Linked DNA regions of Homo sapiens: region 1 is linked to region 2. A link is a loop called in an ENCODE intact Hi-C map of the cell type or tissue named here. Cell type or tissue: IMR-90. All regions are shown on one strand.

Evidence for each region. A loop is a pair of places that touch in the nucleus more often than their neighbours do. Peaks named below come from ENCODE experiments on the same cell type or tissue, not always from the same donor. Only the 100,000 strongest peaks of a DNase experiment are listed, where the experiment ranks them.
Region 1: a loop joins it to region 2, with 6 times the contacts of the local background. A loop is called at or near these places in 7 of 110 quality-filtered maps.

Annotation. Positions count from the first base shown.
Region 1 is chr9:92,034,192-92,038,191 of GRCh38, reverse strand. It overlaps SPTLC1 (serine palmitoyltransferase long chain base subunit 1), which reads left to right. Exons shown (of 15, transcript NM_006415.4): 14 at 3,309-3,382. Among named protein-coding and RNA genes, the nearest start is that of SPTLC1, 79 kb to the left of the region's middle. In IMR-90, no CTCF peak of the experiment used is centred here; DNase peaks (open chromatin) are centred at 2,281 and 2,871; H3K27ac peaks cover 3,469 bases.
Region 2 is chr9:91,953,147-91,957,146 of GRCh38, reverse strand. No RefSeq gene overlaps it. Among named protein-coding and RNA genes, the nearest start is that of ROR2, 4.9 kb to the right of the region's middle. RefSeq lists an enhancer at 2,046-2,340. In IMR-90, a CTCF peak has its summit at 2,211 (motif pointing left); DNase peaks (open chromatin) are centred at 1,756 and 2,186; H3K4me3 peaks cover 309 bases; H3K27ac peaks cover 1,237 bases.

The DNA.
Region 1 (4,000 bases), 81 kb before region 2:
CAATTTTTTAATGTTAAATTTTTAAGAAAAGTCTCTTTGCCCTGAGAGAGAAGAGGGTAGAAAGGAAGATGCTGGTGACCCGCTCTTGACATGGAATCCTAATCCTCCAGGTCCTTCCTAGCTTCTGGCCATGGTAACAGGCAGCAGGCCCTCCCATTGGGTCAATGTGTGGCTCCCTCCAAAGATATTGTGTTTTGTACCACTTTGCATTTAAATATACTTGGCCTCTCCTCTGAAAAATTAGCCTTGCAGAAAACTCACTTGCTCACCATTTTACAAAGCCAGGCTTTCCTATGTGTAGTTGGGGGAGGCATTGTGTGTGGGCATAGCACACATTCCTGGACGGCTGGCTGTCCCCGCAGCACAGCTCAGGGACAGTCCACTCACAGTCACCCTGAAGTCAGGATGCTCTTGTAAACGGAAAGGAAGACCGCTTTTTATAACATACCTAATTTGGGGAGATTTATTTAAATTTCTTTATCTTCCAAAAGTTATTTTACTACTAATTGTCTAAGAAACACATCACCAGGGAAAACTGCTTGCCCCTTTTCATCCAGTAGCACTACCCCTCCAGAGTGCTTCCTGCCCTGGGCACGCGGGTTTACAGTGGTTCAGAGCCAACAGAAGTTTCTTTAAAAGGGGGAGGAAGAGCAGCGGAATAACCTGGGCAGGAAGGACTCAGGACGGGCAGTGGGATGCCACCCACCTTGCACCCCTCTTCCAAGTCCTGGGATGCTGGACATCTGCTTTCAGAAGAATCTGGACTTTTATGTGGGCTGCTGCTGCTCCTTTGAGAAGAATCTGACATATACCTAGTATGTATTTGAGAATGAAAATGGGCATGATTCTGCTTCCTTGTCCAGAGGCTGTAGCTATGAGCAATGCTACTAGGTTTCTGGGGTCATAATGGCAGCTACCACCTGTCATGTGCCTTTCCTAGGCCAGGCCCTGTCCTGAGCCTCATCCGCCTAGACAGCCTCTCAGGCAGGCTCTTCTAGGCCACATGGCTGTGCAGTATACAGACCGGGTGTGCAGGCAGCCTCTGCTGCCTAGCTGGCTTCAGCTGTCCTATGTCCCAAATGTTTGAGCCACGTAATCTGGAATAACAGATTTGTGGAGAACTTCATAAAATTTGTGGTCTTCTAGAGTCAATTACATTAAAAAATAAATAAAAAGCCCCAGGATCTGAGCTTCCTAAGGAAACATGTCAGATTATGAATGATCAGGCTGGAGCTACTTATCTTGTGAGGTGAGGAAATGCAGCTGATGTCCCCTCAGGCACAACTCTGTGGACATGAAGACTCTCTAGACAGGGAAAAACATCCCACTGCCTGCTTTACTGCCTCATTGTTTGTATTGTAACGTTCCTTAAATACAGACAAACACAAAACTAAGTATGACATCTTTGTGATTAGAGTTCTCATACAAATGGAAAACTAAAACGCATTTATACATTAAATACAAACTAAATGGACAAGCCAGTAAAATTCCCATTCATTTCATTACCTTCATGAGGCAGGTGAATTTGTTTTTTTCAATGGACTTGCCCCAGCGGGACAGCTGAGAGCTGTGTTCACAGAGCAGGCTCATGAGCTGCATGCGCTGGTGTTGGGTCTGAGTAATGGCTCCGCCGTTCTCACTGAGTCTCTTCTCGAACTGCATCAGGACAGTTGTCCACACATGCTTCATGTTGAGGGACAGTTGCCTCCTTCAGATGCCAGTGTATTCATTGCATAGTAAATCCACCTCTGTTCTCTTTTCATTAGATAGCAACAGCTAAAGTCTTACTACTGCTTTGTACCAAAGAGACGCAGAGGAGGACGTGCGAATGAAGCAACTCGGTGTTAAAATACCATGCTTACAGGAATTAGCCACGTAATGAAAGAGGAAACGAAAAGTCTGTGGACAGCTCACAGATCCCAAACTCCTGTCTGTGGGCCTGGTTTGATACTGGCTCTCTTAAGGAAATCCTCTTGAGAGTTGAGTGAGAAGAGAACAATCTGGGGTAGGGAACAGAATACTATCTAGAAACTTCATTGATAGAAAAAATACATATATCTTCCCGCTTCTGTGCATCATCACAGCTTCCATTTTTAAAATCTTCCGAATCTTTTGTTCCACTCCCCTCATCTTTTCAATATTTGAAGGAAAGAAAAGAACCATGCTGCTGTAACTCTTATTTAAGCTTTGTAGATCTGAGAGGCTTTGCCAAGTTTATGTTGAGTTGCTCAACAGGACACTGTTTTTACAAACTGAGCTATTGTTTATAATGTCTCTTAACCAGCCAGGGCTAGAAACAGAGCCAGTCCAGATGTTTGCAGGAGTTCACTTTTCCAAGTACACTTCCAGAGCCTAGAGTCAGCGGGAGGCTGTTGTCATTGCCTAGTATGGTTTTTCCATCTCTTCCTCGCAGCCTACGACGTGACCCCTCTTCAGGCAGATACTTTTACTGCCAGAGACATGGAATAATTGTTCTTTCCTTTACACTGCCCTTTGCTCTGTTGCTATTTTTTTTTAATATAACTCACATACCACATACCATAAAATTCACCCTATTGAAGTATATCGTTAAGTGGCTTTTAGTATCATACATTCAGCAGGTTGTGCAACCATTACTATCTCATTCCAAAACTTTTTCATCACTCCAGAAAGAAACCCCTGTAGCCTATTACCTTGCTCTGGTGTTTGTGCTTTCTTTATTTTAGTAGAGATTGTTTTCATTTTTTCTTAATGTTGACAGATGGTTAATATATAGGAAAGCTGGGTAAAACTTTGTTAACGCCAGATTCTGCAGTGCCCAGTGGCACCATGCCCAGATGCCACATGTGGACATCGTTTTTGCTAATATCTGAAGTGCAGTGGTTTTTCTCTGACGCAGTTCTACTGGTGGTGGTGGTCATAAGTCCAGCCTGCAGGACTTTGCTCGCACCACTTCCTCATGTGCTAACTCTGCTTTGTCTAAATGGTAGTCACTAGCTAGCTATGGCTGTTTGAATTTAAACTAAGTGGAAATAAGAAAAGGTGCAACTGTGACCTCTCAGTAGCACCAGCCATATCTCCGTGTGCTCAGCAGGCACACAGGGCTCATGGCGACTGCTGGGCACTACACAACAGAGGTATTTGTCATTGCAGAAAGTTCTGTGGACAGTGCTGCCAAGGTGGTGGTGTAGTATTTTGGTGATATCTTCTAGCAATTATAATTGGAAAAGTGAATTAAAGCTACCGTTGCAGGATTTCAGCGTTCCCCCAGTTTAATTACCACCATGTCTGAAGTCCAGGTTGCAGATGTCTTCTTTTTCTTCCTACAGTGCATGAACAGAAGTATTGCATTAACTCAGGCGCGCTACTTGGAGAAAGAAGAGAAGTGTCTCCCTCCTCCCAGGTCAGTTGACGTTAAAATATGACCTTATTTTTTTCCCCTACTCTGAGCTCTATGAAATACGTTATCTTTTGAAAAATTTTGAAAGACTATCATAGGCTATGGAAGAATATCTGTCATTAAAATATAGTACATTACCTGTCTTCTGCTCTTAAACTAGAAGTTTCTAAAATTTTAACTGAAAAGCTCCCAAGGACTCACTGAGTACCCTCTCAGTTAACTCAGAGAAATGTCTGGGAGCCCAGCAATGAACTTGGGCAAACTGAGTTTCCATCAGCTCATATCTGCCACATCTGAAAGGTGGCACATGCCACACCAGGAGTTCCTGCCACAAGGACCGTCCTGCAGGGAAGATCGGCAGTGTGGGGTGGGGGTGGGCATGCGCCTCTGCTGCTCCTTCAGTCAGCAACACTCAGTAACATTTGAGAAAAAACAAGCAACAGTGGGGAAAATGTACAGCATCAAGAAAAAACACCAAAAGTGAAAGACTAATGTCTTACTTTTAAGGAGACTGGATTCTGTTCACAAAGCATATACGAGGTAGTCCAAGGAGTTGGCCATCCCACCACAGCACTGGGCCAGGCAGTCACAGCAGGGGGCATGGACATGGTCAGTTCTGCC
Region 2 (4,000 bases):
ATACATCTATTATTTTTAGCTGTTCCATCAGGAAAAACCTGACCACATATGGGGTATATGGGAAGTATATATTTGGTCTTGGTTCTCAGTTCATAGCACATAGCCCCAAAACTCTTGGAGTTTCCTGAATGATCGTGTCTTTTGTCGTTGATAAGAACTCATTTAGACCATACCTGGGTTTATCTTAATAAGATGGTTTTGGGCTCGGGGCCTTAAATAACTTCGTATTAGGGGCTGGTCACCAGAAACAGCAAATCTTTATCAGAGGGTTGGAACTTTCAGCACACCTCCCCAACATCTGGGGAAGGGAGAGAAGCTGCAGACTGAGTCAAATCACCATGGCCAATGATATAATCAATCGTGCCTATGTAATGGAATCTTCATAAACACCCCTCACCTATGGGGCTGGGGGAGCTCTGGATTGGTGAGTGCACTGGGATACAGGGAGGGTGGTGTGCCTGGAGATGCACGGCAGCTCCATGCCTCCTAACACCAAACCTCAGCCTGTGCATCTCTTCCATATGGCTCTTCCTGACCGTGTCCCTATAATACACGGGCAATAGTAAGTAAGGTGTGCTCCTGAGTTCTGTGAGCTGTTCTAGCAAATTATCCCACTGAGGATGAGGTTGTGGGAACCCACGAATTTGTAGCAAGTCAGACAGAGGTGTAGGTAACCTGGGAACTCAGTACTTGGGGTTGGCATCTGACGTGGGGGTCAGTCTTGTGGAACTGAGCCTTTAAACTTGTCGAGTCTGCTCCTAAATCTGGATAGCTAGTGTCATAATAAAATGAAACTGCTGGGCACCCAGCTGATTTTGGGTGAATCAGAGAATTGGTGTTGGCAAAGATACCACATACTTGATTTCAAGAGAATTCTCAACACAATTAAGGAGATTAAGTCAGCCGAGCGCAGTGGCTCATGCCTGTAATCCCAGCACTTTGGGAGGCCGAGACAGGTGGATCACCTGAGGTCAGGAGTTCGAGACCAGCCTGGCCAACATGGTGAAACCCCGTCTCTACTAAAAATATAAAAACTAGTCGGGTGTGGTGGCGGGCACCTGTAATCCCAGGTACTCAGGAGGCTGAGGCAGGAAAATTGCTTGAACCCGGGAGGCAGAGGTTGCAGTGAGCCAAGATGGTGCCACTGCACTCCAGCTTGGGCAACAAAGAGTGAATACTCCATCTAAAAAAAAAAAAGATTGGAAATTTAAGATAAAGTTTCTTTTTTTTTTTTTTCTTTTTTGAGACGGAGTCTTGCTCTGTCACCCAGGCTGGACTCCAGTGGCACCATCTCAGCTCACTGCAACCTCCGCCTCCCGGGTTCAAGCAATTCTCCTGCCTCAGCCTCCCAGTAGCTGGGTTCATAGGTGTGCACCAGCATGTCCAGCTAATTTTTGTATTTTTAGTACAGGCGGGGTTTTGCTATGTTGGGCAAGCTGGTTTTGAACTCCTGACCTTAGGTGATCTGCCCGCCTTGGCCTCCCAAAGTGCTGGGATCACAGGCATGAGCCACTGCGCCCGGCCAAAATTTCTTTATTATAATGACTACTGCACTCAAGCCTTGTGAACTTCTAAAGTTTGTAGCTATTGGTGAAAACAAGAATCCTTGTTTTATTATTCCTGAATCTGAATTTTTGGAAACAAGAAAGCCTGAATAGCTTAAACAGCTGTACACACAAATATATGGTTTGAGGTAAAATTTACTTTACAAAAGCCCCATGTTTCTGGATAATGAATAATTTCAGGATGAGTCTACACTTCAGTCATGTAAGTGGGAAATGGAGAGACCGCCAGCATCATTAAGAAAGAATCTGCTGTACATTAGAGGGAAAGACAGCAGACTGGGAAATAAAAGAATTTATTCTATTTGCCCTAAATCAGAGCTCAACATGTCAGCATTTTTCTGCCTTCCTCTCTTCCTTTTATCCACAAATACACTGCTGGCACATTACAGGCATTGCTGGGGACATGCCAGTCTCTTCCTTGTGGAGTTTCAGGTCGGCAGGGAACACAGACTTCAGTTCAGTGAGCATGCAGAGCACAGTGGTCTGTGCTCAGGTGGGTTTCCGTGGAGCCCTGCCCCACTGTGGGGTGAGGACAACAGAGAAGGCATTTCCAAGGAAGTGGCATCCACAGGGATGAGACAAAGTCGTTTGAGTGAAGGGAGTGAGCGAGAGCATGCTGTAGGCAGAAAGAACTGCTTGCTAAAGCGCCCCCTGGTGAAAGGGAGTTCATGCTTTCTATGTTTTTGAGAAAATGAAAGATCAGAATAGCTGGAAAGTAGAGAGCAAGAACATAGCACAGAATGGGCCTGAACAGGTAAGGAGGTGTCAGATCCCCAGGGCTATGAAAGATTTCAGGCTTTCACTTAGGAACAGGAGCAAGGCATTTGGCAGAAGCATCGTTAGCTTTAGTTTGAAGAGATCTTCCCATATATGGGTGGAGAGGAGACTGGAGCAGGTGGAAGCTAGAGATGGAAAGACTAGTTAGGAGGCTCTTCTCCAGGCAAACGAGACAAGCATCTCCGGCTAGGGTGATGGTGATAGAGAGAGAGGACGGGAGGCAGAGGGCATTGGGTGGAGACCAAAGGCCGTGATGCTAAGTGCACATAGGAGAGAGGGCAAGGAGGGGGTTGGGCTTCTGATCTTGTGGAACTACACGGATGATGGTGCCATCAAGTGCAGGAGGGAACGTGGGAAAAAGATGAGGTTTGGGGCAGGGTTTGGGGTAGGGCGATGTAGAGCTTGAGTCCATGATTTAAATAACTTGAGTTTGAGGTGCCATTGGGACAGTCATGTGGAAACGCCAGGCAGGCAGCTGCAAATGTAAGTTTGGAGGTCAGGGGAGCATGCCAGGCTGGAGTTACAGATTTAGGAGGTGCTGGGCACATAGGTGACATTGGAAGCCATGAGCTTGGAAGAGATTTCCCACCGGGAGAGTGTGGAGCAAGATGAGAGGATGGCAGAGGACCAAGACCAGCATAATCACCAAGTGGAAGAGGTTAAGGTGCAAAGAAGAACAAGGAGAAATGGCTAAATAAGTAGAAGCAAAACCAGGAGCTCTTGATATCATACAAGCCGAGGGAAAACATGTTTTGAAGAGGGAATGGTCTAGGGTAAAATGCTGCAGAGAGACTGCGTGAGAGAAGAACAAAAATGTATGTTGGTTCAGTACATGGATGACCACACCCAGCTGCTTGTGTGGATTCAGGGTGGCAGACTGGCAAGGAGTGTGGAGTGAGGAAATGAAGCCATTGTGTTTGACACGTCTGGCGATTTATCTTGTTTGCAGTGGGATATTTGTAGAGCTCCCTGCTAGTGGAGCAGAAGGGTACAATTCAGCTGAGGATTTCCTAACTGAAAAAGTAATAAGCAAGTGAAAAACTCTACCACACTGGTCTGCATGTATTCCTCACAAAAGCGCGGTGGGCCCAAGGCCTTGGACTGTAGTCACCTACTTTCCACGTCCACGCAGTGAAGTTTGGTATGCCCAGATACTCCATATCGTTTTTTTTTTTTTTTTTGTAGCGGGGGAGGGGTCTGATTTGGTATTTATTGAAACTCAAAAAGCACTACCTACAAATGAAAGAATGGATAAACTGGACTTCAGCAGAATGAAAAACCGCAACTTATGAAAAGACATCATTAAAAAAATGAAAACTAGCCAGAAACTGGAAGAAAATATATCTGTCTCTTTGAGTTTTCACTCAGAACATACAAAAAAGAGCTCTAAAAACTTTTTTTTGTTTTGTTTTGGAGACAGGATCTCACTCTGCAGCCCAGGCTGGAGTGCAGTTGTGCAATCATAGCTCACTGCAGCCTCGTACTCCTTGGGCCCAGGTGATCCTCCCATCTCAGCCTCCCGAGTAGCTGGGACTACAGACGCTCACCACCATTCCTGGCTAATTTTAAATTATTGTTTGTAGAGACAAGCTCTCACTATGTTGCCCAGGCTGGTCTCGAACCCTTAGGCTCAAGTGATCCTCCCACCTCGGCCTCCC